Linked DNA regions of Homo sapiens: all the other regions are linked to region 6. Evidence: chromatin loops called from intact Hi-C (ENCODE). Cell type or tissue: heart right ventricle. All regions are shown on one strand.

The links. Hi-C counts contacts between places; a loop is a spot of excess contacts. Peaks named below come from ENCODE experiments on the same cell type or tissue, not always from the same donor. Only the 100,000 strongest peaks of a DNase experiment are listed, where the experiment ranks them.
Region 1: a loop joins it to region 6, with 12 times the contacts of the local background. A loop is called at or near these places in 2 of 110 quality-filtered maps.
Region 2: a loop joins it to region 6, with 7 times the contacts of the local background. A loop is called at or near these places in 40 of 110 quality-filtered maps.
Region 3: a loop joins it to region 6, with 4 times the contacts of the local background. A loop is called at or near these places in 2 of 110 quality-filtered maps.
Region 4: a loop joins it to region 6, with 20 times the contacts of the local background. A loop is called at or near these places in 62 of 110 quality-filtered maps.
Region 5: a loop joins it to region 6, with 4 times the contacts of the local background. A loop is called at or near these places in 31 of 110 quality-filtered maps.
Region 7: it touches region 6 in a loop (4-fold over the local background); 44 of 110 quality-filtered maps call a loop at or near these places.

The regions. Positions count from the first base shown.
Region 1 is chr6:24,853,699-24,857,698 of GRCh38, reverse strand. All of the region lies in intron 8 of RIPOR2 (RHO family interacting cell polarization regulator 2), which reads left to right. Among named protein-coding and RNA genes, the nearest start is that of ARMH2, 57 kb to the right of the region's middle. RefSeq lists an enhancer at 1,404-1,698. In heart right ventricle, a CTCF peak has its summit at 1,525 (motif pointing left); a DNase peak (open chromatin) is centred at 1,508; H3K4me3 peaks cover 351 bases; H3K27ac peaks cover 378 bases.
Region 2 is chr6:25,715,948-25,719,947 of GRCh38, reverse strand. No RefSeq gene overlaps it. Among named protein-coding and RNA genes, the nearest start is that of H2AC1, 8.6 kb to the left of the region's middle. In heart right ventricle, a CTCF peak has its summit at 1,606 (motif pointing right); no DNase peak of the experiment used is centred here; H3K27me3 peaks cover 1,198 bases.
Region 3 is chr6:25,085,659-25,089,658 of GRCh38, reverse strand. It overlaps the pseudogene CMAHP. Among named protein-coding and RNA genes, the nearest start is that of RIPOR2, 150 kb to the right of the region's middle. In heart right ventricle, no CTCF peak of the experiment used is centred here; no DNase peak of the experiment used is centred here; H3K27ac peaks cover 4,000 bases.
Region 4 is chr6:25,554,876-25,558,875 of GRCh38, reverse strand. It overlaps CARMIL1 (capping protein regulator and myosin 1 linker 1), which reads right to left. Exons shown (of 37, transcript NM_017640.6): 29 at 2,026-2,175. Among named protein-coding and RNA genes, the nearest start is that of SCGN, 95 kb to the left of the region's middle. In heart right ventricle, a CTCF peak has its summit at 2,254 (motif pointing right); a DNase peak (open chromatin) is centred at 2,235.
Region 5 is chr6:25,488,108-25,492,107 of GRCh38, reverse strand. It overlaps CARMIL1 (capping protein regulator and myosin 1 linker 1), which reads right to left. Exons shown (of 37, transcript NM_017640.6): 13 at 3,523-3,626; 14 at 299-376; 15 at 84-160. Among named protein-coding and RNA genes, the nearest start is that of SCGN, 160 kb to the left of the region's middle. In heart right ventricle, CTCF peaks have their summits at 1,635 and 1,839 (motif pointing right); DNase peaks (open chromatin) are centred at 1,517 and 1,887.
Region 6 is chr6:25,221,859-25,225,858 of GRCh38, reverse strand. No RefSeq gene overlaps it. Among named protein-coding and RNA genes, the nearest start is that of CARMIL1, 56 kb to the left of the region's middle. In heart right ventricle, CTCF peaks have their summits at 1,998 and 2,201 (motif pointing left); a DNase peak (open chromatin) is centred at 2,198; H3K4me3 peaks cover 521 bases; H3K27ac peaks cover 2,204 bases; H3K27me3 peaks cover 238 bases.
Region 7 is chr6:25,600,228-25,604,227 of GRCh38, reverse strand. CARMIL1 (capping protein regulator and myosin 1 linker 1) reads right to left here. Exons shown (of 37, transcript NM_017640.6): 33 at 3,482-3,914. Among named protein-coding and RNA genes, the nearest start is that of SCGN, 50 kb to the left of the region's middle. In heart right ventricle, a CTCF peak has its summit at 1,657 (motif pointing right); no DNase peak of the experiment used is centred here; H3K27me3 peaks cover 512 bases.

The sequences.
Region 1 (4,000 bases), 370 kb after region 6:
CCATTGAGCTAGTAAACTTGCATTATTTATGCCTGGTCAATAGATCAGTAACACCTGTAATAGGAGCTCCTGACTGTATAGCTACTTGGTTGTCTTAAAGTAGGAAGTGTGACTCTTGGAAGGAAAGATCATCATAGAACTGGGAAAAATGATGTAGAGCGTTCTTCTGGCAGAATGGTGTCTGAGCAAAGGAAGGCAGGCAAGAGTAGGCAGCTGCTGTAACACCCTCCAAACGAGGCTGTGGAGGAGGTGTTAGATCAGTAATATGTGAGCGCCGTGAAACATCCAAAGGTATGACCCCTGCAAGCCCCCAGTGCGCATCCTCAGAGGTAACCCCCATGATGGTTTTTTGAGTGAAAGCTAGAAAGCTTTCATTAAGCTTTCTAGATCATGCACTGGTAATCACAAACTGTCAAGAACACTTGCAGCTTTCTCCAACTGTGAAAATGCCAGCAGGCCCCCAGACAAGAGCCTGTAAGAAACCTGGCCAGGCCTCAAAGACAGACTGTAACTGTCATTGCCCCACTGTTAGTGCTAATTCCGTGGCCAGTACCACCAGTGGCTTACACAGCAGATAGAACTTTAAGAAGCACGGCACAAAAGCTGTTTGTGCCTGGATAGTGCCATTGTGCTACATTATTGCTACAATCAGAGGATCAGTGATGCCACTACAGCAGTTCCAAGAAATTTTGCTTAGTAACATGGGCTGAGAAGTGAAAAAAACATCACTACCAAGTACCTTTCTCACATTGTTTTCTTCAGATATAAAATTTCTGGTAATTTTAAAGGGGGGGGAAAAACACCTTCAAAGGATTTCCCCTTTATTCACCTTTATCTAGTAACAATGTCAGATCAGTTTCTTTTCAACCAGTCTTCCATTGTAATTACATAAACAGGCAATAGATTAATCCTGAACTAATTTGCAGAGGTTTTGTTTTGTTTTTGAGACAGAGTTTCGCTGTGTCACCCAGGCTGCAGTGCAGTGGCACTATCTCTGTTCACTGCAACCTCCGCCTCCTGGGTTCAAGCGATTCTCATGCCTCAGCCTCCGGAGTAGCTGGGATTACAGATGCCCACCATCGCACCCGGCTAATTTTTGTATTTTTAGTAGAGACAGAGTTTCTCCATGTTAGCCAGGCTGGTCACGAACTCCTGACCTCAGGTGATCCGCCCACCTCGGCCTCCCAAAGTACTGGGATTACAGGTGTGAGCCACCGTGCCTGACCAATTTGCAGAGGTTTTTAAAGAGCACTTTGGATTTTATTAGAATTAGCATGTCCAGTTTAGGATTTACAAAAACAAGTCGATTATACTTTCTTTCAGAAGTATTTTTTTTAAAGACTAACTAAATGCTGCAGAAAATTATTAGTAGAATGCAGGCTTCTTTAATTCTGCTCTTATTTCAGTAAGTCTTTTTAAGTGGGTTGTTGTGTTCTAATTATTATTGAAAGCTGTTTTTAAATGTGCTGGCTCCACGGGCAGGAAGGCACGGACGAGCTGGTGAGTTTCTGCCACCTACTGACAAGTGATGGTAACAGCACATGCTTCTTTTTTAAGCATCCGGGGACCTTTTTTGCTGTCAGCTTACCCACGCAACGTTTATAAGTCAGGTGAAAGTAGAAGCGTTCATTTAAGACTCTCAACTTACTGGGTTTTTTGCTTTGTTTTGTTTTTTGAGTCGAGGGTCTCGCTCTGTCACACAGGCTGGAGTTCAGTGGCTCACGGCCGCCTGAAACTCCTAACCTCAAGCAATCCTCCTGCCTCAACCTCCTGAGTAACTGGGACCACGGGCGCACGCCACCATGACTGGCTAATTTTTAAATTTTTCGTAGAGATAGGGTCTCACTGTGTTGCCCAGGTTGGTCTCAAACTCCTGGGCTCAAGTGATCCTACTGCCTTGGCCTCCCAGAGCACAGGATCACAGGTGTGAGCCACCATGCCTGGCCAAGAGTCTCCAGCGTACTAACAGGGCTATTTGTAGAAGGCAAAACACATTGTGTGATACCATCCACAGCATCTTTATATGGGTAAAATCACGTTTAAATAAATATAAAAGCAACCCAGAGCACAAAGGTTATAAATAGCAACTCAAGGAGGCTGAAGTACCAAGGGACCCATTTGTCATATGGATGTCTTTGTGTGGGAACAGCCTAGGACTAACAGCTGTTTCTGGACCAGCTCATCAAAATTATTTCCTCGGAGTGCCTCTAAAAAATTACTGGGTAAACAGGGAGGAATTGTTCGTGTCTTCTTCAATCTCTATTTAAACACTTTGAAAGTAGTAACTTCTTTTTTTAAAACATTGAGAAATATAACAAAAAAAAAATAAAGTCATATATAATCATTCCACCCAGTGCTAAGTTTTGTTAAAATTATTAAAATATCCAACCAACTTTTCTGTGTATACACACTCCCTGCCAAGGTATGTGATCTTTTTTACATCTTTTTTCTGTATTACAAAATAAGTATATCATCTTTTTATAAATCAAATAAAAATTACCACTTATTGACAAAAATTTAATTTTCTCCTTAATTCTACCCTACCAGAGATAATTATTTTTAACAGTTTGGTATGGTTTTCTAGACTTTTTTCCCTGGGGATCCATTTATATATGGCTGAGGTTATACTCTATGTAAGGTTTTGTGTCCTTCCTTTTTTTTTTTTTTTTTTTTTTGAGACGGAGTTTCACTGTTGCCAGGCTAAAGTGCAGTGGCATGATCTCGGCTCACTGCAACCCCCGCCTCCCAGGTTCAAGCGATTCTCCTGCCTCAGCCTCCCGAGTAGCTGGGATTACAGGTACCCGACACCACACCCGGCTAATTTTGTATTTTTAGTAGAGATAGGGTTTCACCATGTTGGCCAGGATGGCCTGGAACTCCTGACCTCAGGTGATCTGCCCACCTCAGCCTCCTAAAGTGCTGGGATTACAGGTGTGAGCCACCACGTCCAGCCTGTACTGAATTCTTAACTGGAAATCTCATAAAACTTTATTTTTTTTCCTTCAAAAAATTTTTAAAGGATGAAGATTTTTACCTATTTTTATGAAATTATTTTGGTTCCTTCAATAAAACTTTTAGTCTTTAGGCCCCAAGGAATGTAAAGTGCTTTGCTTTGTGATTGGCAGGAAAACAACAGCTGACTAAAGCCAGAAACAACTGATTAAAGTAAAGCTGGGTCACTGACAAGCCTCTGTTGATGAGATTAGTTTCCTCATTTGCTATGCACATGTGACTAGCATGCCTTCGTCCCCACACGTTTATTCATGCTTGACACAGTAGACATCCAAGAAACATTGTCGAATGCACACATGCCATTCACTCAGCCTGGAAGTATCTGTACACCCATGTCTTCATTTTACTGTGGTGAAACTCTGTTATTCAAATGCTACTTTCCTCCATGAAACTATTCTACATTAAATAAGATAGTCTCTCTTTTTTCATTTTAATTATATAGTAATACATTCTCATAAAAATACAGAAAAAAGCAAAGATCTCCTTCTGTCTCTCCACTGCTGTTTGCCTCCCTGATGCATATCAATTTACTGTGTGTTTTCTTTCTTTTTTTTTTTTTTTTCTTTTTCAGACATAGTCTCACTCTGTTACCCAGGCTGGAGTGCAGTGGTGTAATCACGGTTCACTATAGCCTAGACCTCCTGGGCTCAAGCGATCCTCCCACCTCAGCCTCTGAGCAGCTGGGACTACAGGCATGCACCACCACACTTGGCTAATTTTTTTTTTTCTTTTTAGTAGAGATGAGGTCTCACTATGTTGCCCAGGCTTGTCTTGAACTCCTGAGCTCAAGTCATCCTCCTGCCTTGGCCTCCCAAAGTGCTAGGATTATAGGCGTGAGCCACCATGCCAGCCTTGTGTCTTTTCATATAGATTACGTCTTTCATTAAATAGTGGATGGCATGTACTCAATAAATAGTATTATCCCACTCTTGGATATATTGTCATTACCATGTATTAACGACCTACTATGTGTTAGATGCCGTCCATT
Region 2 (4,000 bases), 490 kb before region 6:
TATGTAATTTTATAATTCTTATTTTTAAATTCTCAATTTCAATAGCTGCATCAAGACATATACTGAGCACTTTGTACCACACATTTTTTTCTAAATGTGTTATGCACTTGATCTTGTTTAATCCTCAAAACAATCCTATAGCTAGGTACTACTATTATACCCACCTTACCAATGAAGAGATTCAACTTCTTTGGAGCAACAGAACTAGCACTGGAGCCAGCATTTCAACCCAGATAGTCTGACTCTAAAGCCCACCTTAACTGCAACTATACTAAAGTGGTTGTACCATAATTTAGTTAAATATACCATCTTTCATTGTTTGGGATATTTTGGGGGGAATTTTTTTTTCTTTTTTCGAGACGGAGTCTCACTCTGTCACCCAGGCTGGAGTCTAGTGGCACAACATCCCCCTCACTGCAACCTCTGCCTCCCAGGTTCAAATGATTCTCCTGCCTCAGCCTCGCGAGTAGCTGAAATTACAGGCACGTGATGATTCACCTGCCTCAGCCTCCTAAAGTGCTGGGATTACAGGCATGAGCCACCAGGCCAGGCCAAGCTGATCACTGTTAACTACTTAGGCTGTTTCCAATATTTTATTATTGCAATCAATGCTGTAATGAACATCTATGCAAAAATAGCTTTAACTCCTTCTGAAGTATTTGTTTAAACCATTCCTAGATATGGGATGATTAGGTCAAAGAATACACAAGATTTTATGCCTTTTTCTGCATATTGTTACTATTCCAGATTATTGCACCAGAAGGCCAGTAGCAAAGCATGACTGTTTCAATTTTATTTTGCCCTCACATAATTTGGTGTTATTTAAAGAAAAATTTGTTTAGTTGGTAGAGTACAGCATTACCACATTATTTTGGTTTGCACTTCTTTTCATCAAAGTGAGACTGAACATTTCCATATATATATATACACACACATCTATCATACATATATATGTGTGTGTGTGTATATATATATACACACACACATCTATCATACATTGCTTATCAACAGGGATACACATTCTAAGAAATTTATCATTAGCCGATTTCGTTGTATTAACATCAGAGTGTACTTACACATACTTAGATGGTAGAGCCTGCTACACACCTAGGCTATAGGGTATAGCCTATTTCTCCTGGGTTTCTGTACAGCATGTTACTGTGGTGAACACTGTGGGTAACTGTAACATAATAGTAAGTATTTGAATATCTAAACATAGAAAAGGTACAGTAAATATATAGTGTTATAATATATGGGACCACCGTTATATATGTGGTCTGGCATTGAGCAAAACATTGTTATGTGGCTCATGACTGTATATGTTTGTTTTTGCCAGTTACTCCCATATTCTCAAATGTCTCTTTGGGTCCATAAAAAATAATTTGAACAACAAATTCAAATTAGTTGTTTTGTAACATTATAAAACTTAAGTTACATTAGGCCCTTAAATATAATATTTGCAAAATCTGAATAAAACAATTTTATAATGCAATCAATGAGAGCCAGCTGAATTTTTTAAACTGCCTCTTAGAGAAAGCTCTCATTAATTTGAAATGCGGTCACACATGAGCTCCTTTAAAGTCAAATATAATCAAAGCTAACACCAGGGGGAGCCCAGTAGTCATTCCATGTGAAAATATATCTGACTTTTAATACATTTCTGAAGTGACACTGGAGAAAATTTACAGTGAAATTATGAATACTGCATTTAATAGTCCTACGGAGAAAAAATAGAAATCGGTGCTTAAAATATACATTCAGACTTCAACCTTTTAGTAAACTGAAAAAGACATGAGAATGATGATTATGTGAACAACAGTTGTAGAACACCCACGAATGCCTGTACAGATCTTGTTTCCGTTGTTATTTCTGCCTCCTGTCAGCATAGGAATCTGACAGGCCTACTTCAGAATCTAGCTCTGCTACATCTAAGCTGAGAGTTCTTGAACCAGTTACATAATCTGTGCCTCAGTCTGTTCAGCTGTACATGGTAATACCTACCTCACAGGGTTATTGTGAAGATCAAACTGAGATCACATCAATAAAGCATCCAGCACATAGCCCAGGCTCAGATATGTTAGTTCATTTCTTCCTCTAAAGCAGTGATTCTCAACCAAGGTTGATTTTGCTACCAATGGTCATTCAGCAATGTTGGGAAGCATTTTTGGTTGTCACAACTGGTGGTGGGTCCGGCATCTCATAGTCAAGGCCAGGGATGCTACTAAACATCTTACATAGGACAACTCCCCAAAAAGAAAAATTATCTGCCCCCAAATGCTAAAAGTGCCAGGGTTGAGAAATCTTTATCTATCTAGAGAAATCTAATATCATCGTTAATACTCCTTTGCTGAGAGCCTATTCTATGTTGGATTCAATTTGAGTTTCTGGAAATACCATGAAATACAAAGATCTTGCCATGCAGGGGATTACCGTCTAATAGTGGAACTATGGCTTATCACAGTCTGCGAGTTTGGGGATGGGAAAGAGTGAGGAAAGTTCAGAGAATATCCCTTTTTCAGTTTAGAGTAAGCACCTTCAGCACCTCCACTTCTGTGAGCAAAAGGTTGCAGAGCACCCTGGGTGCCCTTTTGGCTGTCTTCATGCTAGTGGAGCAGTCCAGAGTTTCCTTCCTGGGGTTTACTATCCCTTAATTTAGGCTTGCTTCAGAAAGAAGTGCTGGTCACTTCCTCAGCACTTCTTATTCAAGTGCTGGCCTCTGCTGCAGTAGATGTTGGGGCACAGGGGCTCTGCCCTTTCCTACAGAATGGGCCTATGTGAGGGTTGCTTTCACCTGCTGACCCTTCAGCACATCCCCTCCCTCAGCCCTGGGGAGTTTCCTGAGGAGGAGAGTAAGAGCCACTTCTGCCCACCGCACATGGCCAGTGGCTCATGAGAGAAAAGGCTTTTGAGTCAGAAGTCCTGTGTGAGTCCTGGCTCTGCTTCTTTCTTCCTGAGGAGCCTGGGGAAAGTCTCGACATTTCTGACCTCCACTTTATAGCATGGAAGGAGGAATCTCTCATGAGGTTTATGTGAACTTTATTTGGTGATTTGCAAATATAAATCATAATCCCCCTCTGGGGGGGATTTGCTTGTTGAGTCCTGCCTGCCCAAAAGTTCTGTAACCAAGCTCAGAATTTGCCACAAAATTACTCTAGTGTGGCCTTATGTCGACAGCTAGAGGCAGGTGGAATCACGCTTAAAAGCAGCTACTGTGTGTCCATTCCGAATTCATCACTTTGTGCCCATTGTTTAAGACACAAGCATGGAAAAGCACTCTAAGGGAGGCTACGGGGCTGAGTGAGCTGAATGCCTGGGAGATCACTTACTGGCTCCTCCACTGCCCATGCTTCTGTCATCAGCCAGGTAGGGAGCTCAGTTCTGAATACACTCCCTTCCTAGTTTCACGTTTTTCTAAAAAGAAAGCAAACGCCTATGTCATGTATCCAAAATGTATAAAATTTGTAGTTATGACTGTTCCATCACATCAGAAAGTTACCAGAAACCTTTAATGAAACAATAAGAACCCTACTAGGGCTAATTTTATGGACGTCTTTCTGTGGAGCTTCTAAAAGAAATTGTGGGTGATATAATTTAAAATTATGTGTAGTGTTGTGCAACAATAGTAAGGAAGCCATTTGGTAGACTCTCAGAGAAGGACAGCAGAGGCAAGTTTTGGGCTCCCTGCCTGTGTAAGAGAACAAGATCTGAATCGGTCTGACCCCACGCCCGCAGGGAAAGAGCACCCTTGAATCTGACCTATTACTTCCACAGCAGATGGTCCAAAGGAAATGTACAGGCATTTTACACAAACATGCATCTGAAAATGAAATTTGCAGTAAAATAAACACGCACTTGGAGAGCACTTTCTCTTCTTGCCGCATCTCATAACTGACTCCACTGAAGTAAATCCTGCGTCCCAGGCAGCAGCTGAAGAACTGAGGGAAAGACCACTACACCTTTCAAACATTAACTCATGAGTTGTGCTGGGTCATCTGGCACT
Region 3 (4,000 bases), 140 kb after region 6:
CCTCATGGTGTGTAAGTAAGTTTCAGCATGTAATTCTGGGTGACTAATCATTTTCCATAGACACCGGAAGGCATTGCTCCTTTGGCTTCCAGTTATAGACAAGGTTGCTCTAAAGAAAACTTATGCTAGCTTGATCCTCCTTTCTTTGTGGGTGACTTTTAAGAATTACAGGATTAGTCCATATTTACTGATAAAAAGACTTTTTTCAGCTGATTTGGGGCTCTTATGTATAGGTGTAGGATCTGTCATCCAGTAGGCTCTACTTACAGAGGGCTCGCACACTGGTGCAAGGCACATCTCATAAACTGGTGAAGCTGGGGCAGACTGCATCAAGTAGAATGCGGGATGAGAAGGGGGCAGGCCTGCTGAGCTCCGGCTGATCTGAAATTTCCAGAGAACTTGGAAATCTGGATTTTCATGTGAAATACCCAAAGTTATAAATGTAGAAAGCTGAGTCAATGTTCTTAAAGAGTTATAGACTACATGAAATGAGAGCTAGGCTGTATTTGGCCAAAGGATCATCAGTATGCTTTAAGCTGTGAAGGTGAGGAGAGAAGCCAGCTAGGGGACCCCCGAGTGCAAAAATGTGGAGGCTCTTGCTTTCAGCATCACAAACACACTACCTGCCCTTGTTCTCCCCCTACCCCAAAATTGATTCTATGTATTGAGAGAACTGTAGAAATATATTTGACCTGGGAGCCATATATAGGGGTAGAGAAGGGGCCAGCTATCTCATGGACATAACTTTTGTGCTTGCCCTCCTGTCATCCGCAGTACCTACTTCTCTTCCCTCCACATCTGAACACCCCTCCATGTACTGTCTGGGATTGTACAGCCTCTGCCCTGCATCTTCGGTTTCCACTTGTCTGCATGCTTTCTAGATTCACGTAATTAGTTGAATTCTCCTGTCAATGAATCACTTCCTTTTCTTTTCAATGTGGCAGTTTATTCCTGTATAATTGCTTTGCAACATTTTAGTTGGATCTGGAAATGCAGAGGAGATAGGTTATGCACGCAATTTGTCCGTCATTGTGAACCAATAGTCTTCTCCTTAGCCCAGTGACAGTACCTCCTTGTTTTCCTGAATATTCTTTTGCATTCTTTTGGAGTTCCTCTTTCCCCAGCCACTGCTTAAGTCTCTTGTTTCCTTCCAGGACTCTGTGTTCATTCCACTGTTCTTCCCAAGTCTCTTCCTGGGTAAACTCACCTGCTAACATCACTTCTCTGTTAATGACTCCAAAAATAATCCATATGTCCAGCCCAGAGCGCTCTCTGGCTACCTCCAGTGCTGTCAAGCTTTGGGTTCTTAATAGTCAACTGCCTGCTAGATATAATTGTCTGAATTTCTGAATGCTTAATACATAATTTTCAACTTGTTCAAAGTTCAATTCCTCATCTTCCTTCTTTAAAATGTTCTTTTTCCTTTTTCTATCTGATCGTTGGTAATATCATTCCCCAAGTCAGTCAAGCTAGAAACAAATGAGTAATCTTTGGTTCTTCCCTTTTCCTTACATCCCCAAATCTAATCAGTCATCTAGACCTTTCCATTTTACACCCCAAATATTTCTTAAATCTACTTCCAATTCTCCTGTGTGCTTCTCTCCCAGCTAAAAGGCCAAAAAAGGCCATTTACCCTGCATTGGGAGGAACCAGGTCCTGGTACTGCATCTTAGCCAGGCCGACCTTAACCTGACCAAATTGTAGAATCATGTTTCTAAACCTCTATTAGCAAAACTCTGCCCTATGTTTGTAACCTCAGTTCACGATGGATATAATTGTTTTATACAAATGGTGCAAAAAAGAGAAATAGATCTAAAAATGCCAAACTTCCAATCATTCTGTGTCATTTAATAGCCTGTCACTTATGGAAAGTTTGCCTCTACTGATATTAGCATGATATTTACCGGGAGAAAATTTGTTGCAGACACTGAAAGGGCTCCTCTAAACTCTAACATTGGTGCCGATGGATTGTTAAAACTATGTGCAACCAAGGATAACTTCTCTTTATTTTCTTTATATAAGTTATCTCATTTTTTTCTCTCAACAGTCTCATAATAGAGAAACGGAGGCTTAGCAAGCTTAAGGTCACATAATTAGTAAGTGCAGGGCTGAGACTCAAGACCATCTCTGCTTGTCTCCTAATCCTGTGCTGCTTTGGCTCTTCAACAGTTTAAAAGTTGGGATTCTTTAAGGATAAGGATCTTGACCACTTGATTTAAAGTAATCCTGTTCTATGACAGGCCAGAAACTATAGACTGTTGTGAGCTTCCAGGCTCTGCTTTGCCTCTGAATGTTCAGGTGGAGACTTGAACACTCGGCTTTTAGAATGACGATAACAGCAAAGATTTCTTGAGTGCTTACTATGTGCCAGGCTTTAAGTATTTTATATACATCCTCACAACAATCCTATGAGGCATGTTCTATTATTGTCTTCATTTTATAGATGAGAAAGCCAAGGCACAGAACGGTGACCAAGATCACACAGCTAGAGTCTGGATTTGAACCCATGAATCTGCAGTTTGTGCTCTCAGTCAGATGCTCCCCCTGCTCTTAATCCATTTCCTGTTTTCCTTCTTTCGAGTCCTGCTGCACTTAGCATCTTTCCTTTTCTCCTCAGCCTGTGATATCTGCTCCCAGAGACTCTTCTCCTTGGCTCTCCGTGCCTCTGCCATCATGGGCAGCTGCTCCTCCCAGGGACAGGAGGGATCCATACTCTGCTTCCTGGGTTGCCCCTGCTAGTGGTTCCATGTCTATTTCAGATCCATAGCCGGGTGGATGTCATCAGACACGTGGTGAAGAATGGTCTACTCTGGGATGAGTTGTATATAGGATTCCAAACACGGCTCCAGCGGGATCCTGACATATACCATCACCTGTAAGTCTGGAAGCACCTGGCGCCCCCAGGCCATTGCTGAGGACGCTGTGGATATGCATAAGCAGTCAGTGACTGCCGAAGCCCCCAGATTCTGACTAATGTGTGAGATTCCACCATTAGAGCTTCATTCCTTTGTTAGTTTGTTAAAAAGCAAATCTGGTTAGGAAGGTATAACATTAAAGAGTCATTTATACATTCATGTGAATGTGTTATTGCACCCTTCTGGAAGTGGGTTTTGGTATAAGAAAGAGAAATACATTATAAGAGGGAAAGGGTATGTTTGCCAAGACAAGAATGAGTATTTGTGTGGCAAAGACATGGTCATTGAATTAGTGAATTCCTGCATCACATTTTTGTCTGTGCTCACCTCTGAGCAAGAATTTGGTGGGCTAGTTGGTTTAAGGGAATGGCCCACTGAGTTTCTGTCTGCCTGCACTTCAAAACTGTTTAAGTCTTTAGGATCATATCTAGAATATTTGCACTGAAATTCAGAAAGGGCAATTTGCCATTTTTATATTTGCAAAATAATCACCAAAGGAAAGAGTACTTTTTCTCATTACCACAGATCCTCTGAAAAAAATGCAGAAATTTAATTTTAAAATTCTAATTATTTAAAATGTATAAGCAAAAGTTTGTACTCTGAGCTTGCAAGCAGAGGCATTTATTAAAATTTCTTTTTTACTTATTTCCTTTTGAATGTTTTTAAATGATATGAAAAAGCTTAAGAATGTGGAGCTATGTAAAATAAAAAGGAAGTAACCCCACCAAGCACCTCTCAGGAAACCCTGTTTCCTGCCCTTCCCTCCACCCACTCTTATGGTAAGCTTTGATAATAGCTCAGTGTGTATCCTCCCAGGCCTGTTTCTGGACATAGCAACATTTCTCTACATATATTTGTTTTCAATAAGATGTCCCACATAGTTGGTAGTGAGGGAGTGTTATTGTTGCCGTTGTTTTTATTTTTTTTTAATTTTGGCAAAGCACACACCACCTTTGGGATGTTGCTATTGTTTTTAAATGAAATCCTAGTACAGATATTCTGCAACTTGCATTTTTTACTCATCAATATATTTTAGATAGCCTTCCACATTGGGACATCCAGGTCAACCTCAAATCTTTTAACAG
Region 4 (4,000 bases), 330 kb before region 6:
ACTCATGCCTACCTATATATTCTTTTTTTGATGAAGAGCTCTTGTGTTTCTCTGTCACTCCCTCAACACCCAGGGCCCTGCTCCTCACCCTAGGACTCAACACAGGCTCATCTCAGGAATGGCCCTCCCTGCTTACCTCCTTGGCCCTTTAAACCAGATAAAGTCTACCCTCCTAACGTGGCTTGTCCTGAGAGTTGAATTCAAAGAGATCTACATCTACTCCTGCCTCTTTAGGCATCATGGCAACATGAATGTTTTTACAATGGATGCTGACTCACAGGGGCTGTGCCTGCTGCAGGCCTGTCCCTTAAGTTCTGAGGGTGGTCTTCCAACTGCATTTTTTAAAATTATTCCTTTCCTCCACCCTCAACTCACTCACTTAAAACAAACAAACAACCTTTTTCTTCCTTTCACAAAACTAAACCAAATTAAACAAACAAAAAAACTTACTTCCAAACAAAGTTTACACAGTTTAAAACCAACGTTACAGTAGGTGAGCCAGTCTTTCATAACCAACTTTTCCTCATTCCAAACCACATCATCTATAAACCTAATAAAATACATTTTACTAGCTTGTTTTTTCCTTCACCCTTTTCCAATTTACACATGACCAAATAAATCTGGTAGGAAACGTGGTATGTGGAGTTGATTTCAAATTTTTAATTCAAATCTATTTCTTATTATTTGTTTTCTTTTAGGGCTAGTCTAAGAGCTTTCCAGAACAATTATCCTATAACATAGTGTCCAACTTCTAATGCCTCAAAAGGCAAACAAACTCAAAATACTTATGAAATATAAATGTTATAATAAGATGGACAACCAAGTTTTTAAAAACTTGACAATTTCCTCCACCCAGATTAAATATATGTGCAGGTTTATATAATTATATAGAAAACTGTTTTTCAGCCTTATTTAGTGATATTAGAATGTTGCTTACAATCTTGGATTATACATTAGGCTTTCTTTGCTGTTCTCCTTGTATAGGACAGGACTTTACATAGAGAACCCTCAAATATTTTATTCACAGACTTTAAAACATGATAACAGTGGTTTATAAATAAGTAAACTTCTTAACACACTACATTCCCTCCTAGGTTAGAAAAGTAATATCGGCCATATCAGATCCTTGGTGTTCAAAGTTAAAACAAGTACTATTTCTTAACAATGGCTTCATCTAAAAATTACTAAAATCACAAGCTAATGTAGAAACATTTGGACATATAAGTAACCAAAACCTAGTCTTACCACCACCACCTCAGATTATAAGGAATTATTAAAAAGTAAACATTTTGTAAGACATAAACATATTGAATACAGAGGATGATATAGACACAAACAATTGTTTCATGGTAAAGTGAGAAGTAGCTATGCTGATTAATATAAATTTTAAAATAATGAAATAGGATTCAGATAAAATTTTCCTTAGAGTGAAAAGGTATTAACAACCTAAATACTCTAGTTATAGGGCCAGATGGATATGCTACATGAAATTTAGAAAATGGATAAGAAATTAAGACCTACAGTTAGGTAAACATTATAGTGTGCATTCCATCTTCTAAAGCACATCAAATCAGGTTAACGAAACAGAATCTCATCTAAACAGGAAGCCCAAATTTAAGGGTTTGTCAAAAAGTTGTGTAACAAAAGAAAACAGGTAAGACCAAGAAAGAGTCACCCTATATATATTTTTTATTTGAAAAAGTCTTTCTCCACATTTTTAATGGCTTATTTATAATTTTATTTGAAGATATTTTCCTGTCACAAAAACCTTTAAGAGTTACCTAATCTATTTCTCCTAATTAGGAATTTTCCCACTATGGCTACAGGGCCTTAGAAGGGGGCTGAAGCTTCAGCTTTATTCACTTCATTAGCGGCCTCTTTAGGACTTTTCTGAAAGAATTGTCTGAGGGTGGGGACAGTGTTTTGTTTGGTCTGATTTCAAAAGGTGAGATTTAAAAAAAAAAAAAAAAACAATGGCACAGTCCAGTGAAAAGGGTAACGGTACCACCAGAGGATGTGTCTTACCATACAGGTATCCAGATCTTCCAAACGCTCTATCTCTGTTAGCTCCTCCACTGTGATGATGGAACGTTTAACTGGCTTCTCCTCAGCCAGCTCGATCTCTAAGGATTCTTGTTGAGGAAGGGTCTTGCCACGTCTGCTGAAATGGTCAGCCTAGAAGGTCAAGACGTGTACGAGGAGAAATTAAAGTACAGAGAAAGTGCTGGTTAGCAGGATTCCTGAAGACGTCTTCCACAAGATGGCGCAGTGGAGCACAAAGCTGACGAGTGACAAGGACAATTCTTAATACATTCACAGTACAGTAACTTACCTCCTTTTATTATCTTTCTTTGGAGGACAGAGTGTTTTAAGCAATAAGTTATAAATCTCTTAGTAAATGAAGAGACAACATAGTAGTGTTCTTTTTATTAATTTTATTTGATAATTCCTCTGAAGAAATTTCCTTCTATACTAAAAAGTATCTGAGAGTAATAAAACAATTCCAACTTTCATTATTTTTAAAGGACTGAAAAGAAGGAAATTACTAGCAAAATTTTAATTCCTGCTCGCTTTCATTGTTTTCATATAATGAATACCATATTTGATATGATTTCTTAATTTCCAGTGTTATACTTTAGGTAAACATAAAAAATTAAATAAGAGGTAGAATAAGCTTGGCTGAAATTAACAAACTTCAGTGCTGAGCTGATCTGACACCAGGAACTTTGATTTAATTCTTCTGAAACAATGAAAACCAGTTGGCAAGTCCACGGAAACTTTGAGAACGTTTACAAACTTAAGTTGGTGAAAATGGTATCTGAAAGTCATTGAAACCAAGGTTTCATTTTGAAGACAGTATTTCCTTCATATGAGACTTAATCTCTTTCCTTATAATCTAAATCAGCAGTATTAATGTTAAAATGAAGTTCAAACCAAAAGTGCATTCAGCAAATTTTTTCGCAATTAAAAAAATCAATACTTTCTGAGTAAATTCTTTAAGAAAAAACAAATGCAAAAAAGTGAAAAATTCAAACTTTCAGTGTAGTTCTCACATGAAGATTTCTGTTAGTATAATATGTACTATTTGTGTCATAAGTAAGCATTTTAAGGCCATTCCTGGAGCCATGGGTTATCAATAAACTGTTTCTAAAATAAGTTTATTTTAAAAGGATGCTCTAGGCCAGGTGCAGTGGCTTATACCTGTAATCCCAGCACTTTGGGAGGCTGAGGCAGGTGGATCACTTGAGGTCAGGAGACTGAGAAAGGATTTCACATGGTGAAACCTCATCTCTACTTAAAATACAAAAATTAGCCAGGTGTGGTGGCACACACCTGTAATCCCAGCTACTCGGGAGGCTGAGTCAGGAGAATCACTTGAACCTAGGGGCAGAGGTTGCAGTGAGCCAAGATCGCACCACTGCACTCTGGCCTGAGTGACAGAGCAAGACTCCATCCTGAATGAATGAATGAATGAATGAATGAATGAATGAATACTCTATTGCTTTTGTTTGTACTTATTTAAAAAAAGGCTGAATCAGGAGCTCTAAACAATCATGTAGCTCTTTACTGTGCCAGGAAATAGAAAACAGTGTTTCTTACATTCAATGTGGTGATAAACTGGTTTTTTATATTTCCAATTTAGCACAAACCAATACACTGTTAAAATACAATAAAAAAGAAAAATCAGAAAGATAACATGTGTTTGGATACTCTATCTTTTTTGGTGCTACAATGAAAAACTATATTTTTTCATATGCACTGATATTGGAAGCTCAAGAAGTTTCTGGATGCTTCCTCTGGGGAACCATCCATTAGTGGGCCACCTCTGGTCCACAGGCAGCATTTGAATTGTGCTATTAGAGATATCTGTCTTGTCTTTCAGATTTTGGAAGACAGTCTTACACGTTTTTCTCAAATGAATTTTTCAAAAACATGCATTTTGTCTGTTTCACGCAGAAGAAGCTATTGCTGCTCCTCTCATTTTAGGATTCTCTAGGGT
Region 5 (4,000 bases), 270 kb before region 6:
TTATCACTGTTTTCCTTATCACTACAACTTTTCTCAGAAGAAGACACTTCCAGATGACAATGAGAGCAGAAATAAATCTATACCGGTGAGAGAAGACAGTTCTGGAGAGGTTGAGCACAGCTAAATATTGAAGGCATCCACGGAGAAGAGCTCCACAGACCTGAAAAAGAAATAAGGCACTCTTCTTTTCAAGTATTTCTAGGTCCAGGAGAATCTTTTATTAGAGGTCCCCTACATCCCATCTAAATAGCTCTTCTGAGACCCCTCAGAGCAAGATATATATATATTTTAAATTTACCATGTCCAGGGAACATTCTGTATTGGATAAATCCAGATGAACAATGGCATTTGGCTGGGCCAAAAAATTATACATGTGCTTGAAAAAAAATAAAAGATAAATGTTAGGATTCTAGAAACACACACATACACACAATGCAAGTTAATGTTTTAAAAGGAAGTTGCCAGAATTTCTCAGATCATTCTCTGCTCTTCCCAAGGGGATTATCAGAATTTTCTGTCATTCCTTTAGGTTCCCTGACAGTGAAAATCCCAAGAATAGTTAAAATTATGTTTGAGTTAAAAAAAGGCCAAATGGAATATTGAAAACCAAACCCCCATTTTGTTATGCATGACTTAGTTTTCCTGGATAGCTTAATTTTTATTATACAATTTTGGAACCGTGCTAATTCATTTTAACCCCTGAGATTAAAATACCACCTGAACTGCAATCACTCTATCAAAATGCTAATCACTTTTGAAAGTGTTTGCAGAACTACGAATCTGAATCTGAACCACAGGATGGTCTCAGGCTATCCTCTCTTCTGTCCGACATAATGATTTTTCTACCCTTAGTTACTTCTCAAAGCTAACAAGAATGGCTTGGCAGCAATATGAGTGCTTTTTTAAAAATTTCACTAATAGCTAAGACACTTCTGGTTTCAGGGGGTCACAATGCTTAAACTTCCCCAGTCCTCTCATTCAAGGCCATCAAAATAATGAGACTGATCAACAGATCAGTTCAACTGAGATACTGAACATCAACAGCAATGTTGTTCTGGAATTACCCTGTATGTGTAGCAACTGCCAGAGCCCACCCATAACAAGCTGAGTCCAAGCTCCCTGCCACCAGGCAAATAGCTTAAATTCTCCTCTGCTTCACTGGATGCCACTGGATACTTGCAAAAACAAACAAGCTTATACTGAGTACGTCCTTGCAAACATTTACTATGTGTAGCAGTTTGGCTATATGGTGCTTCAGAAGAATCCTATCAAGGAATTCAGAAGAGCAAAAAAATAGCCTGTAAACACTTAACACTTTAAAATAACCATACACACAGAATGACATTTATTTTTTTTTATTTATTTATTTATTTATTTATTTATTTATTTATTTATTTATTTATTTATTTTAAGACAGGGTCTGGCTCTATCGCCCAAGCTGGAGTGCAGTGGTATGATCTCGGCTCACCGCCACCTCCACTTCCCGGCATCAAGCCATCCTCCCGCTTCAACCTCCTGAGTGGCTGGGACTACAGGCATGTGACACCACGCCCAGCTAATTTTTGTATTTTTTGTAGAGACAGGGTTTCAACATATTGTCCAGGCTGGTCACAAACCCCTGGACCCCAGAGATCCACCTGCCTTAGCCTCCAAAAGTGCTGGAATTCTAAGTGTGAGCCACTACACCCAGCCATAGAATGGATGTTGTTATGAAAAGTTCTGATTCAGAAAAGTCATTTTGCTCTCACATGAAGATCCTCTGCCTCTCTCTCTCTGTTTGCCTGGCAAAAATTGTCTCAAGAGACTTTTAAGTTTACTGTGGCTTTGCTCCCAGCTACCAGCTGGGGGAGCTCTTATCACCATGAAATGGTGACAAGACTATTTGGCCACACTTCTCCAAAGAGGCCAGGCCCTGCTAGGCTGCTTTCCCTGAGGGCACAGGGTCAGGTAAACTCCTGCACCTGCCGCCAGGCTCCTGGAACTTTTGCCTTCCCCGCCCACTCTCCCCTCCAGCCCACTCTCACTCAGGTCTCATCGTTCCACTCCCCAGAAGCAAGCTACAACAGGACCCACCCTGGCCAGAAAAAGAAATCTTGAGCTATTTTGTTGTTTTAGGTGACTATTAATGTTCCTATTTTAGCTGAATCTTATTAATCTTTAGCCTTTCCTTTTATCCTTCCCTCTATTCTTCTACTTTGCCACAGTATTATTTTGGTGGTGTCACATTGGCCTTGTTTTATTTTGGGGGGGAGCAGATTTATGAACTGTCAGTGAAGGTAACAACTGAAACTGGAAAATGGATTGAAAAATCGTGGCACACCAGGAATCAAGTATTATTTAAATAATTTTAAGTTCAAGGGAGAGGAAAAGGAAAAAAAAATACAAAAAGGCCTTCATTTGTACTTCCTGCCTTACAGGTAAACCAAAACAAGAGAAATAAGAATAAATTTCACAGTGTTTTTCAGCCCTGTGGCAAAGCAGTGGAATGCAAATTAAGGCCATTCAAAGATGGCCGCTGGGTGTAGGCCATGTTGTTAAAGAAACAATTCTATCTTGGTGACTAGAGGGGATCATTTGCCACATATGGAAATGAGATAATACCTAATCCACTGTGTCAAAGATCTGCCAAATATTACATTATTGATTCAGTTACATTAAAAATTTTATTATAATTGAGAGAGTAGTTTTTGCCTTCATATTCAAACTCCGAAGAAATGGCCCCAGGTTATATGTTGACCACTCTTCTCCCTATTTTATTCACGGAATAGACGAGTGCTCAGGTTTATCCCAATACTCCCTTTCAATTGTAACCTATAACCATCAGTCTTCCCAGTAACAATAATAATAATGAGAAAGTTCAGTTAATGTGCCCAATCTTCCTTACCAGGCAATTTTAACCTGTAAGCTAATGGGTTTTTGTTGTTGTTGTTGTTGTTATTGTTTGATACGGAGACTCACACTGTCGCCCAGGCTGGAGTGCAGTGGTGTAATCTCGGCTCACCACAACCTCCGCCTCCAGGGTTCAAGCACTTCTCCTGCCTCAGCCTCCTGAGTACCTGGGACTACAGGCAAGTGCCACCATGCTTGGCTAATTTTTGTATTTTTAGTAGAGATGGGGTTTCACCATGTTGGCCAGGCTGGTCTCGATCTCCTGACCTCGTGATCTGCCTGCCTCAGCCTCCCAAAGTGCTGGGATTACAGGTGTGAGCCACCATGCCTGGTCCCTGTAAGCTAATGTTTTTAAATGAAGAAAAAAATTCTTCAACAGCATTACTTCCAAAAAAATGTGAACTTCAGCATCACTAAATGAGAAAAAAAAATAATTGTGGTGATATATGACATTTAATTAACGAATGCTCTGGAATTTTCAGTAAAACACTTCATAAGCTCGTAACTAAATGATTCAAAGGTGTCATGACAAAGAGAGAGGCAGGAAAATGCACTACAAAGACATGTTTAGAATTATTCCAGGCTTATTAAACACAGCTTCTTCGAAGATGGAATAAAGAAAAGAAAACTTACTGAGAGGTCATCTCCACGAAGGACGTTCCCTGAGAGGTCGAGGTGGACAAGGGTAGAGGCGGTCAATGGATTGGCACTGAGTGACTGAGAAAGGCTGTTCACCCCTGCAACATCAAGAAAATCCAGGCTCAGTTTGCACTCCAGGAAACAAAATGAGGTTTGTGTTTCTATAAATGGCCCAACACTTCCATCAAATTGCAGGACTGAGGTTAACCATGAGCACTGTCCCTGAAAGGTGGCGCTATGATTGTGTCTCCTTTTGATACACCCTCAGGAAGAACAGGTTGGTCAAAGACACAACCCCCTCACTGAATCAGAAGGAGTAATGAATTGGCTTCCCTTTGATCCATGTCTTCTGATGTGTCCAAGGACAGAAAGGATTTTAATCTGAAGCCTTAGAATGATGAAAGCAATCTAGTTGACAATGTTTATCCTTCTCTTAATCCTGCCAGGTGATTCTTGAGTTAGTGCCTGGTGT
Region 6 (4,000 bases):
CTGGGACCACAGATGCACACCACCATGCCTAGCTAATTTCTTGTATTTTTAGTGGAGACAAGATTTCGCTATTTTGCCCAGGCTGGTCTTGAACTCCTGGGCTCAAGCAATTCTTCTGCCTCAGCTCCCTAAAGTGCTAGGATTGCTGGTGTGAGCCACCATACCCAGCTTGTTTCTTTTATTCTCAGAATATTCTTAATATTCTCAAGAACATTCTTGGCCTCCCTTCCCTGCCATTTATAATGTTTCCTCCCTTGGTTTCTTTATTTTCCTTCATTCACACTCTGATTGCACCATTCAGTTTGACTCAATTGTAGTCAAATTCAACTCACAGGCTTGTTAACCCTAGTTTGGTGAACATCATAAGTCTTTCAGATGCTGGTTGGAAATGCACCTCCTCAATCCCTAACACTGACATTTAAGCAGCAGAAAGAAGAGGAGCAGCCCATGGTGAAGGCAACTGGAAAGGTCAGAGACCCAAGGAGAGATAAGATGAAAGTTATCAGTGGTGCCTAATGAAGAAGAACTGTTCTGTGAGACAAGGACTGAGAATGTTCCTCATGAGGACATCATTGATGACCTTGGTGAGAACAGTCAGCAGAAGTTTGAGAAATTATTGGGAGGTGCTGAAGCTGCCACAAGTACAGACCAAGCTTCTGAGAGAGTTGGATGATGACAGAAGGAGAAAGTGAAAAAGGGCTCAGGGTAGAGAGGCTTTTGTTTAGGATGGGAGAAGCTAGAGCAAGCCAATGTCAGCTGGGGCCTCCCTGGCTCTGTGAGATGTTGGTCCATCTTTGTAAACCTGGTCCAAAGCCACAGTCCAAGATTCCTTTTATGATTTCCCTAAATTTCTGAGGCTTGCTCCCTCATGCTTCTCTTTGTGTCCCCTGCCACATCTGTACCTGTGGTTTCAGATCCATCTTGTGGCACCACAGTGCGAATCTCAGCCTTCTCGCCAGTTTCTACACAAACACTCATGTTAATGGTAATCTATTGAGTTAACAATTTAACAAGGAACTTTAAGGTAGTTTGGAGGTGCTCCTGGAGAGGGGTTATACGCCCAACCACACTGCCCTCTGCCATCCTGCTGGCTCCTCCTCCGTTTTTCCCAACTTCCTCCTCCTTTAGAGCAAGGAATTACTTTTCTTGTCTAGAACTGAGTGATCAACCCAGAGTCAAGGTCTCGCCTTCAACCTCAATGGGCTTATCCATGAATTTTTCTAAGAAATCTCCAAAAGGAATTTTCATGCCATTTGCTAAGAGAATTCGATTCTCCTCTAATATGTCCTCTTGTCATATTAGCATTCGGGGGTGGGGGCGGGGCAAACAGTTTATGTAGACACAGAAATTGATGCATGTGGTGAAATGCTGGGAGACACCTGGAGGGGAGAGGAGGGCAGCTGTTCTATTTCTTGTGATTGGTGGGACAGGAAGCAAGAATGAGTGAAAATGAAGATAAACCTGTATGGGGGCAGGATGTGTATGGGGGTGGGATGGAAGAGTGAAGATTTGAGGGTTTGTGGGCTCAGTAGTCTCTGTGGGGGCAAGATCACTTGCTGACAGGGGATGGACAGAACTGAAGGTATGAGATTCTCGCTATAGAGAGGAGTGAGGGAAGGAGAAGGGATGAGGGGAGAGATGCTGTTTTTAGATAAGGAGAAGTATTGACAAGATGAATGGAGTATTCTTCTGAAATCGGAAAGTATACCTTTGTGAAGATACCAGTTCCCACGGTTGTACTTCTCTCTAGAAGCCCCAAATCACTAAGATATAGAAGCAGAGAAGGGGGATTTCAGGATTAATCTGGGGTTGGAGCTTGCAGAGCAGGACAGTGTGAGTTCTAGTGCTTTATTCTGAAGTCCTGGTGAAAAAGGGAAAATTGAGTAGGAAGAAGCCTGCCCATTAGCACTGGGTTGACATTCAGCTCCACTCTGGACCATGTTACCTTGGTGATAATGAAAGTGGAAGGAGGGATGCTTTTCTGCCAATTTTATCTAAGCGTCTTGGGCAGTTTTAATTTAAACGTATGATACTACCTCCATTTTTTCCTGGTATGATTCCTTTCATTTAATTAGGCTCTATTGGTGGAAAGTAGTTGATCTTTGATGACGTTGTTATCTCCTGAACATTATTATATCTCCCGCTCTGGTTTACAGGTTTTTCCTGACTCTTCTCTTCTGCATTACAGCTCAGGACTGCCACCCAGTGGCCTGTTAGCATAGAGCTCTGGAAATGCTGATTTTTTTCTTTAATACAGCCACAGAATAAGACAATAAGAAAATATTTGCTTCCTTGTTGGGGAAAGTAAAATGCAGAACTTCCTATTTACCAGCCAAACAAAAGAAGAATGCATTCTCTCAGGACCTCAGGGACTGTCAGAAAATAAGAAAAGCTTTTTTGACCTTAGTAACCTTTGACATGGTTCTCTGAGACCAAGTGTGTTTAGCCAGGAATTTATACTAAACAGGGAATGGAATGAAAGCAGGATCAGGATTTTGAAGAAAAATACCTCTCAAATTGGGGAGAGTTAGGCAAAGAGATTCTGAATGTAAAGTCATTTGGGGAAGACATAGGCCCTTGGATAAAGCATACTTTTTTTGTTTTCCTATTTTACTTTCTTCCTCACCCTTTAACACATGGAAGATGGGTCCCTGTGTCCTCCAGGTCTGATAGGAGTTGTCAGACTGCCGTTGTTTGAGTTACTTTATTTATTTGGAATTTCTGGATGTGAGAAGCTATGGAAGCCAAGTTCAGATTCAGCCATTCTAATTCTCTTATAAGATATCCTCTGTGAAACAGTGGTGTACATTTCAGTTTTGTTTTTGTAAAAATTGAGTATCAAAATTTTAAAATCCTACATGTTTTATTATCAAAAGATCACTTACAGGCATAAACTCTAGTATAATTTTTAATTTTTTGAATTGTAGATTGTCTTTTTCTTTTTTATCATAGACACTCTGAAAGCTAATTGGGATGACAGAGAAGAAAAAGAGAAAAGAAAGAATCTCGAATAAGAGGCCCAGTGGCCTCACTAGAAGGATGAGAAGATAAGACTTGCTCTAGAGGAGGAAAAATGGCAGCTTCCTTGCCCACTAAGGGGAGACACAGAGACCCTTGAATGCAATGTAGAGTGTCCTTCCTTAGCCCTTATAGCGGTTCTTCAAAGTTGCAACTGTTCCTACAAATGTTATTTACAGCCTGGGACTTCATTAAGCCAGAATATTTCCCTGAACACTACTAGAGATGTGCTCTGTAATATTAGCAAGGTCTTGCTGATACCAAGGGAGGGAAAGTAGGTGAATATCTGTGCATGGCTCTGGAGGCATACCTAGGGCAGTGTGGGTGGAGTGCCAGGCTCTGTTAAGGATTCCCAGTGGGTCAGCCACAAGCATATGGAGTGATGGCTCCTGAACAAAGACTGGGCAGAAAAGTGGGCAGAAGGGAATGCCAGAAATTGGAGACAGAGATAAGATACTAAACACAAACTTTTCCACTTCCTAATTTTGTCTAAGATAAGAAGATTCTAAAAACAAACTTTTCCACTTTCTCATTTTGTCTAAGTCCAGCCCTGCTTGCATCCAATGGAAGATAAAAGATTAAAACTAGAGATTATTTTCAACAAGCATGAATTGAGGACCTACTATAATTGGTTTATTGAGCAATCTTGCTTCACTGGACAATGAAAGTAGGAAGACATTATTTTTTCCTGTCATTGCTTTTACCTGGGCTCTGCAAAATATCCTTTTCCTGACACTTAATGAAATCTTGGGGAGATTTAATAATGTCAGGATCAGTTTGGTTATTAAACATCATTTTGTTTAAAACTCCAATCATATCCTATTCAAGTTTCAAATATTACCTTACCTCACTCCTGCTCCAGGTACTAGGTCACAAAGAAAGTCTTTAAAGTCAAAATGTTTAAGAATCTAAGTTATATGAACCATATTATCTGGCTATATTGTAATAATCATATAAGAAATAAGAGACTTAACTTACCTAT
Region 7 (4,000 bases), 380 kb before region 6:
CATGCATCTGAAGTCCCAGCTACTCAGGAGGCTGAGGCAGGAGGATCACCTGACCAACCCCAGGAGTTCAAAGCTGCACTGAACTATAAAAGCGTGCCAATGCACTCCAGCCTGGGTGACAGAGCGAGACCTTATCTATTTAAAAATATATATATAATTTTCAAAGCAGCAGAAACCTTTCCAACCTCAATGATAATACAGGTGAAAGGGGTCCTGAAATAGGCAGGGTCTTCCTTGCTTTGAGGTAGAACCACATGACACAGATCTATTATTTAGGAGGTAAATACAGATGAACAGGACCGAATAAATTTTTTAAAAATCTGCAGGTGGGAGGAATTAGTGATGGTGATGATGGGGAAAGTAAAATGCCACTGTCTTGGGGTAGGAGTAGAAAGTTTAGAAAGTCTACACTAGACTGAGGCATTTAGATACAAAAAAAAGATATACAAAGCAAAGTCTGGTGTTTACTTCATAACATCTAAGAATTATATTGACAAAGATGGTCTACATCTACTGCCTGTCTAACAAGCAAAAACACTGTGGACCAGTAGACCAGCAGGCATGATGATTCCCAAGGCAGTCTGACCTTCAGACTGCTGGTTCCTGCTCATCCCATGCTTCTGACAAACCTAAAAAGCTCTGCAGCCAATTCCTAACTTTAAACTGTGTTTGATGATACAGGAAGTATTATTTGAAATGCAGGTGAGATAAGCCTCATTCCCTGAATTCATCAATCTACCCCAGTCACACACTCCCCAGGAGTGCTGGCTCTATCAGAAGGAAGCACCCAAGTGGCAGGAAGGCTGAGGAATTTCTCAGGAAGATGACAAAAGCTCCACTGTCATGAATGCAAGGTGCTGAACAGATCTCCAGGAGGAAATGTGTATACAAGCACTGCAGCTAACACAAGCACACTATTCGGCATCACTATGGAAAAGTGATCCCCTAAAAAGGAAGTCCCATGCCAGCCCTCTGTGCCCAGGACAAGTGTCTGCAGGACAGGGCTGGGGACCATCCATGAAGTCCCCTTTCACATCCTTCCCTTTCAGGTTCCTCCAAGTGCATGGCAGGCACCTGAAAGTGAGGACCTCCTTAAATTCTGTACCCGGGGCACCCCATTTGCCTGCATCTCTAAAGCAATCCTGGGAGTTGTTCTCTTTTCCCTCCCAGATTTTTAAAGTTATTTATAAATCCCAAAGTGACTGTGGGGAATAAGGATAAAATAATACAATGCCCATTGCCTTTGTGTGTGGACAGATGACTTGGAGGCCCCAGAGGAAAATATATGAACTCTAAGTATTCACTGCTTATTTCTCTCTTTTGTCAATAAATGAAAAGTGTCATATCTTCATACTTACAGTTCTTTTTCTTTAAACATATTTATATGTATATATCTCAAATGCCAGCAACGCAAAGAGAATTACTTATAGGAGGGTGAAGACATCATATATTTTATCAACAGTATATTGATCATTGATGCTATTGTTGCTACCTTTAGAAAGAATACAGTCATGGTACTTTAGAAAAAAAATGTTCTAAAGCTAATTTTTGAAAAACTTCATTATTTAATGATTTTGACAGAAGACCCATGACTGGTCTGAATTTTAAATAGCAAGAATTTTTAACAATGGTTGTTTTAAAGTGACACTAGATGGCGCTAACAGATCATTAATACTGTGTAAGCCCTAAACAAATATAAAACCATAAGGGTTTTGTCACTTTAAGTCGATTTATATATCAAATCCAAAGTACATGAATAAAACACTCTAGTAAATGTCATCTTTACACCAAAAAGAAACTGTTAATCATGAAAAACATAAACAGCATATTAATCAAAACCGCACATTCATTGTTATAAAGAAATTCACAACATGGATTAAAATTTTAACATTTCCTTGGGCATCTGACTCACTAATGACATGGTTGTAGTATTATCCAGAATTCTGACCAGTGAGGGCCACACCATGCCTCCTTTGTTGAGTGAGCAGGATATAGTTCTGTGGTCTCTCCCAACTCTAAGGGTTGCTCAGTGAATTAGGAGGGTTCTGCAATTAAAGAATTGCTAAATAATGTTGATGTTGGTGGGAGAACTTTGGTAAATAGTTGTAAGATCAGGTGGGAAGTGGAGTTTAATTTTTAAACATTGGTTGTTTAGAAGCCATATAAAAGAGCTCCCTACACCTGCCATGTAGTTAATTGTTTACTTTCTGAAAGTCAAGGGCTCACCGGGATGAACTGTTTTATTGTGATACTTCAAATAAAATAGACATGTGATTTCCTTTCTTGGAGAACCAGTTGTGTAAAAATAATGGAGCTCAAGATAATGCACAGAAACCACAACCTGACTTAAACATAGGTATGTTCATCTTATCACACAGATACAATCCTTCATGTAGTGAGTGACAAGAGAAAACAGGGGTAAAAAGAAAAGTGAAAAAGACTCCTTATACTTTAAAAGGAGATTTGAAGAATAAATAATGTTTTAAGTCAGATTTGGGGGGAACTCAGCAAATTTTAAACTATGAAGTTATTCTCTGTAGCAACAGATGATATATATCAATGGTCAAATATTCAGTTAATTCTAATAGAATACCTTGAGTGTTTTTTCTTTTGTCTTTGTCTTTTAAATCTGGAATATAGCAAGGCATTCTTAGGTTTAAAAAGAGAATAATTTTTAGGTTTGAAAAGGGAATAAGTTAGAAAATAGTTCCCATTTTTATATATAATCTAGTTTCAGTGTTTTTATTTCCCTCTGTTAGTTCACCTATCTTCAATATTACCCTCAGTCTTCCATCTGGATTCAGCCGACTGTCTTTTCCCCCAGATGTGAGCATTTCACCTGGCCCCGGAACATCTCTGACATGCTTCCACAACATGCACAGGAGGCCCCTGGGCAGGTGGGGAAAGACCGGAGTCTTCAAAGCCTATGTTAGAATGCCGGCACTCCACAAGACTGTGACCCTCAGGCCAAAGTGAGAACATGGCCATTTCTTTAGGGTCTGTGCTCCAGGTTCTTTAGCAATAAGTTATGGTTTTGGATTTCTATTTAACCAACAGGCTATTTTTATTTTCTCACCCAAATAAACCCAGCGAGGGCAAAAACACAAACAAGGACAACCAAGTCAAAAATGAACCCCCACTTATCTCACGAAGACAAGGAGTAGATTGGGGGTTACCAGACGGCAGGAAGTGTGGGGACATGGGGGGAGATGAAAAGAGGTACAAAATGGGTACAAAAAACACAGCTGATAGAAGAAACAAGACCTAGTATTGGACAGATCAGTAGGGTAGCTCTAGTTAACAACAATCTATTGTCAATTTCAAAATAGCAAGAAGAGAGTAATTTGAATATTCCCAGCATAAAGGAAAGTTAAATGTTTAAGGTGATAGACATACATAAAAATATCACATGCACCATGAAAATGTGTGCATCTATTATATATCAAATAAATGAATGAATTAAAAATAGGTCCACCCTTACCTTCTGCGCACACGCAGCTCTCTTCTCTTGCTTGGCTTTCATCTCTGCCAGCAGACCACTGCCCATCACCTGGACCCCATACCTCCGCCCTGCCTGTGGGCTGCTCTTGCTGTCACTCCGTTCCACCTTCCCTATTTCTTCCCCTTGACTCTCTTCAAAGGAGTCAGGTGTTTTTATCTCCTCTATCCGTTCAGAATTGCCATTGTGCTCGGCGGCCTTTGTGTCCTTCCTGGGACAGTCCACAGGTGGACTTCTGACTGCCCCTTTTGGTGAGGAGGGTTCTTCTGTCATCAAGATCGTTGGTGGTCGCTCGGATTTGGACCGGGATTTGATTAAATTGAGAAAGCCACTACTTTTCCGAGAATCTCGCTTTTTCTTTTCATCTCCTCCTTCATTAAGCTCATGGGACTCTGAGCCTCTTGTTGACCATTTCCTGCATTTCAAACCAAGACACAGATCTGTTGTTTTTACTGTAAATAAGTTCCAGCAAGAATCAGTCAAAATATAAATATGGAGATT